Linked DNA regions of Homo sapiens: region 2 is linked to region 1. Evidence: chromatin loops called from intact Hi-C (ENCODE). Cell type or tissue: PC-3. All regions are shown on one strand. Links, peaks and the distances in the headings refer to the core of each region. The heading gives the core; the rest is flanking DNA.

The links. A loop is a pair of places that touch in the nucleus more often than their neighbours do. Peaks named below come from ENCODE experiments on the same cell type or tissue, not always from the same donor. Only the 100,000 strongest peaks of a DNase experiment are listed, where the experiment ranks them.
Region 2: it touches region 1 in a loop (10-fold over the local background); 11 of 110 quality-filtered maps call a loop at or near these places.

Annotation. Positions count from the first base shown.
Region 1 is chr2:236,179,773-236,182,697 of GRCh38, reverse strand. The region is part of intron 1 of GBX2-AS1 (GBX2 and ASB18 antisense RNA 1); the gene reads right to left. Among named protein-coding and RNA genes, the nearest start is that of GBX2, 13 kb to the right of the region's middle. RefSeq lists enhancers at 2,343-2,858, 2,859-2,925. In PC-3, for the core only: CTCF peaks have their summits at 1,434 and 1,634 (motif pointing right); a DNase peak (open chromatin) is centred at 1,667; H3K4me3 peaks cover 1,065 bases; H3K27ac peaks cover 898 bases.
Region 2 is chr2:235,801,599-235,804,523 of GRCh38, reverse strand. The region is part of intron 8 of AGAP1 (ArfGAP with GTPase domain, ankyrin repeat and PH domain 1); the gene reads right to left. Among named protein-coding and RNA genes, the nearest start is that of TNRC17, 290 kb to the right of the region's middle. In PC-3, for the core only: a CTCF peak has its summit at 1,235 (motif pointing left); no DNase peak of the experiment used is centred there.

The sequences.
Region 1 (2,925 bases), core at 270-2,769:
AGTAACAAAAGAGTAAAGGATGCGTTTACTGGCTGTTTCTACTTTAAAAAAAAAAAAAAAAGATAGCAGAGGGCCGGGCACAGGGGTTCATGCCCGTAATCCCCGCCTTTTGGGAGGCAGGAGGATCATTTGAGCCCAGGAGTTCAAGACCAGCCTGGGCAACACAGTGACACCTTATCTCTACCAAAAATTTGAAAATTCACCGGGCATTGTGGCATGCGCCTGTGGTCTCAGCTACTCAGGAGGCTGAAGCAGGAGGATCACTTAAGCCTGGAAGGTCAGGGCTCCAGTGAGCTATGATTGTACCACTGCACTCCAGCCTGGATGACAGAGTGAGACCCTGTGTCAAAGAAAAAAAAAAAAAGACAACAGAGGAATATTTTGCCTCCAACTTTTATTGAATGTCTTTGATTATTACTTGTCATTTGACGACAGAGAATTAAAAAAGAAGTGGCTGGGCACAGTGGCTCACACCTGTAACCTCTGCACTTTGGGAGGCCTAGGAAGGTGGATTGCTGGAGTTCAGGAGATCAAGACCAGCCCGGGCAACCCTATCTCTGCCAAAAATACAAAAAATTAGCCAGGTGTGGTGGCACATGCCTGTGGTCCCAACTACTCAGGAGGCTGAGATGAGAGGATCGCTTGACCCTGGGAGGCAGAGGTTGCAGTGAGCTGAGATCGTGCTACTATACTCCAGCCTGGGTGGCAGAGTGAGACCCCATCTCAAAAAAATAAAATACACAAATGAAGCTCTCCACTAATATTGGTCCTGGGGAGGCTGGCCTCTGTCCGCACCAACCATGTCCAGGACAGGACGAAACATTCATGGTTGGACCATCAGACACAATCCACAGTCCACAGGCAATTAGTACACAGACCCAGTACTGTGTGACGTGTTATGTTTAAAACTCTGAACCCAGCATTAGGCCTGCCTTTTTAGTATATTTACGTTGATTTAAGTTACTTGATAATCATCGACTCAGTATGGTTTAAAGAAAATCAAAGCCACTGACTCTTTAAGTCTATGGAGCATTTGCTGATCCCAGTTAACTGTATATAATTGTCAAATTTCCAATCTCTGAAATGACCCTTTGGACACACACTGATGGGGCAGGCTGTTGAACTTTTGCAAAGAACACTTAACCTTCTGCAGAAATGGTGTAAAATACAGGCTTGCGGAATGAGCTGGTCCACTCCAGTGCCCCCACCTCCTGTCCACGCCAGGCACCTAAGAAGCTGCTCAATCACTACAATTTCGGGTGCTATTAGCTTGCCAAGTGCTTTTCATCTTTTAAGGGCTGCCCAAGGGCCAAGGGATAAATCAGGAATGTTGTATCTTTTATTCCATTATTTTAAGGATAAATTACTGCTTAGTCAAATTTGTTATGTCCAGATGGGATATGCAGAAACCCCTGTATTTCAATTATGGTCAATACTGCATCTCATTTCTAGGATTTAAGTGTAGTTTGAGAACATCAAAATCCTTTTCAAACTCCGGGATTTGCGTTGAAATTGTTAACATCTTTCTCTGTTAAAACAAAAATTAATTTCACTAAATTGCTAAAATAAGCCTGAGGAATCTAGAACCCTGCGGAAGATTGAATAGGTATTGAAATTCATTTTCAGAGAGGCCTGCAGGTGGCGCCATAAGCAAACGGTCTTACCCTCTCCCACCAACCTACTCTCCCCAGAATTTAAAAAGGAGGAAAACAGGAAGATCTTAGCTCACATGATAAAGGGGAGGGGAGCCTACGAAAACTACAGATTCGTAAACTATCATATAGAATCGTGCTGCCATAATAAAAAATTCAATAATTAAAATATTGATTATGGAATTGCCTGCTTCCTTTGTATTAAATATGTGCAGTTTATAGTTAATGTGTTTATAAATAAATATAATTTTCAGTTGAATTTTTTATGATACCATAATAACATCCCAATCCTCATTTGTGTGTTAAACGTGTTCTTTAACAAAATTATACATTTACTATTGCAATGTAACTAGCTGGGTTTTCAGCCTTCATCTAATTTTCCAGAATGGTATTTCTGCAGTCCTAACATTCTTTGCTTAATCACTCCGATAAAAACGGTGGATTTCTTTGTAATGCAATTTGTAAGCAAAAAACATGATTGAGAATGCAGTATTTGCTGTCAACTATGTTTAACACAGGGTTTTAATTTAGCGGGTAATTATTCATTTGGTAGACGCTTTTTCCATTCACATTTATTTTCCCTGCTCTTAAGAAAGTTCGTAAGTTTGGAGAACCTTGGAAAACCAGGGTTGTGGCGTATTTGATGTAAGCCAGAGTTTGATACAGATGTTATCGCAAGAGAACATTTTTTTTATCTGCTAAAGACAGGAGGTCACATTAACTCGTAATACAGACACATAAAAATGTGATTATGGGTTCTAAACAGAACGCAGTAGGCTCCTAGTTAACACAATGAGATTTCTAGGAAGTGATGCATAAATTCTTCAAAAATGACACATTTCTCACGTTCCATTCCAATTAAATTACTGAGGCAGCTAACAGCCATGAGCACAAAGTACGGGATAAAATGAGGGTTTGCTTCTTGTAACTGTGTCTCTGTGAAAGTATATTTTTATGAGAAGCAGTTAATATTAAGCTATTATTTTTCAGCTGTGCTGGAAGGGATGTCTTGAGCCTTTCTTGTCGCGCTCTCCCCAGAAGAGCCTCCCCCTTTGTTTCTTGGGTTTGCTGATAGGAAGAGCGCGTTGCTCCACCGGCTACCGCCTTCACCTGGGGCTTTGGAGTGAAAGGGACCAGCCCAGGAAGGGGTCCCCAGCACCAGTCCCCAAGGGTGGGTGTAATCGCTGCCCAGAGGCCCTCAGCCAGGAGATTCAAAGGTGGGAGGCGCCCCCTCCGCTCCGCTCCCCCTACCCGCAGCGCCCGGCCGGGACGG
Region 2 (2,925 bases), core at 109-2,608, 380 kb after region 1:
GCTAAGTCAACGGCTGCTGGAACACACTAGGGGAGGTACCCAGGAGCTCCTCTGCAAAAACAAATAAATGCCATTGAAACAGTTCTCTTCGCACTATGAATTTTGCTGCCTTATTTTTTTATGGCAAGTTTCTGAGCTGGGCAATGTATATTCACAATCTTTGGTTCCTGGGTGCACTTGGCTCTGTTTAATGGTATCAACATTATATGGTAAGCTTTTTAAAAATATCACATAAATAACATCGTTATTATAAAGCTTGAAAATGGACAAGGCCATGTAATGTATAATTTCAAGACTCACACTAGAACAAGTTTACAGCATGGACACAGATAATATAGACCAAATTCAGGTTAATGCTGATCCCTAGGCAGACAGGCAGGAGAAACGTGTTCTGGAGGCACATGGAAGGAGCTGCAACTTTTACTTAGGATTTGCTTATTTCTTGCAGTAGCAGCGTAGCAGAAAAGGGCTTGTATTTGATGAAGCGTGTGGTGAGTACACACGTGTTTATTTCTGTATGTTTGAAAAATTTTTCTAATAAAACACTTTAACCACGTGTAAACTAGGGCCGCTAAACTAAATTAATTGCTCTAAGAACCCATATTACCAAACTAGGGATTAAATGGATACAGTCTTTTAATGTTTGTTTTTTTTCCAAAGAAATAAGTGAAATAAAATATAACTCAGTGTTTGATTAGTAAAGTAGAATTCCTACTGCAAATGTAACATATAATTTGGACTAATACAGAGATTTTATTTGTACTATTTTATAAAAAAGTCATTTATTTTTGTTTAAAAATTGTATATGAATATATGCAAACAAACATCTGGGAGCACAAAATGTTAGCCCAGAGCAGTGCATTACAGTGTACTTTATAAAATGTGTAAAATGGTATTGGAAAAAATGATACATGCATTACTTAATTAACTATGGCCTCTTTATGATGTTCTAATAAATAAGGTGGATAGTGCCCCTCCAGCTGGGTGTTACAATCCCAGTCTGCACGAATTTTTATTCACTAAGATTGTCTGCATATCATGCATCTGTCCTCTGACTAGACACTTCCAAATAAATACACATTTTGACAGTTTATGCCTATAATCACCAACAACTGCCAGGGATGAAGAGTCTATTCAATTTTACATATTTAAAAATAGAAGAAAACTGGTCATGATAAAAATTTAATATCTTAATTGCTATGATTTCACAATTAATTTGCCTTCTTTTTGTTCCTTGGATGACACTGACATCTAGTGGAGTTACTATTTCCAGGAACTTCAACTTAAGACTACACCGCATGCATCATCACCACCACCACCACTACCACCACAACCATCATCACCATCACCACAACCACAACCATCATCACCATCATGACCATCACCATCACCACAACCATCATCATCACCATCACAACCATCATCACCATCACCACAACCATCATCACCATCACAACTATCACCACCATCACCACAACCATCATCACCATCACAACCATCACCACCATCACAACCACAACCATCACCACCATCACAACCATCACAACCACAACCATCATCACAACCATCATCACCACCATTACAACCATCATAACCACAACCACAACCATCACACCATCACAACCATCATCACCATCACAACCACAAGCAGCATCATCACCATCACAACCATCATCACAACCATAACCATCATCACAACCACAACATCACCACCACCACCACAACCATCATCACCATCACAACCACAACCATCATCACAACCACAACCATCACCACCACCATCACAACCATCACCATCACAACCACAACCATCATTATCACAACCATCATCACCACCACAACCATCATCACCACAACCACAACCATCATCATCACCACAACCATCATCACCACCATCATTTTGTTCAGTGTCAAACCCACTGAGGACCAACATATGGATCCCTGCCCAGAACTTTCACTGTCTTTTCCTTAAATGCCACAATGCAAACCTATTGCAGTGGTAGCTTCTTTTATGACTCCAAATTTCTATTCCCACTAATGCCATGGGACAGCTGGATTCAATTTCTGATCTGATCTCAAATTTATTTTCCAAGATTAAGGAGAAAGATAACAAACACTGGTCACCCTTAGATCCATAGGCAGACCATTATATTATGTGACACATTAATGGTGAAATAATTAATGGTGATTTTTGGTCACTGTAACAATGAGTTTTTACTGGCTTCTGCACCTGCCCTGCCCGGCCTCTTCATGGATGCCTGTAAGTGCACCTGTGTGTCTGCAGGGTGAATCCGCAGCAACAGGGTCTCTCCTCCTAGTGTGCAGAGCCCCTTCTCCTTCACCCTAAATCGCTTTCCCTTGAACATGGGTTGACTCTGGCAGTGAGTCTTCCTCCTAGACACTGAGCAAAACCAGGGCTGTGCACAGAGCAGATGTTAAGTCAATATTTATTAAATGGGCTGTTATTTTGATTCTCTCTGCCTTCAAGTGTTCTCCTCCCTAAGTCACCTGGGTTGTCAGGTACCCAGTGGGATACTACTTTCTGGCACACTGCAGTTCCAGAGCTTATAAAGGGAGGGGATGGGAAGGTGCTGGTATTCTCCTTATAAATAGTCTCATTTTTAAAGATACTTTGTGGTTTTAAAATTTCTCTCCTTAAAAGAGAAAGCAAAGTCAACAAGCAGAAAATGTGGCCCTCAGAAGGCGTCTGAGAATGAGTGCTCTCCCCCTTCCACTCCCTTAACAAAGACACAGAAGGTGTTCTCGACCACCACGATGACAAGCCCGCCCCTCCTCCCGGGGCACAGGCCGCCTGCCCACAGCCCACCTTCTCTCAATCCAGCTGCATCTTTGGCTATTGGTTTCTCAAGCCACCGAGTCACTGTGCAGCCTGTTCTAGCAGGAAACACTTCAACCCAAAGCCCC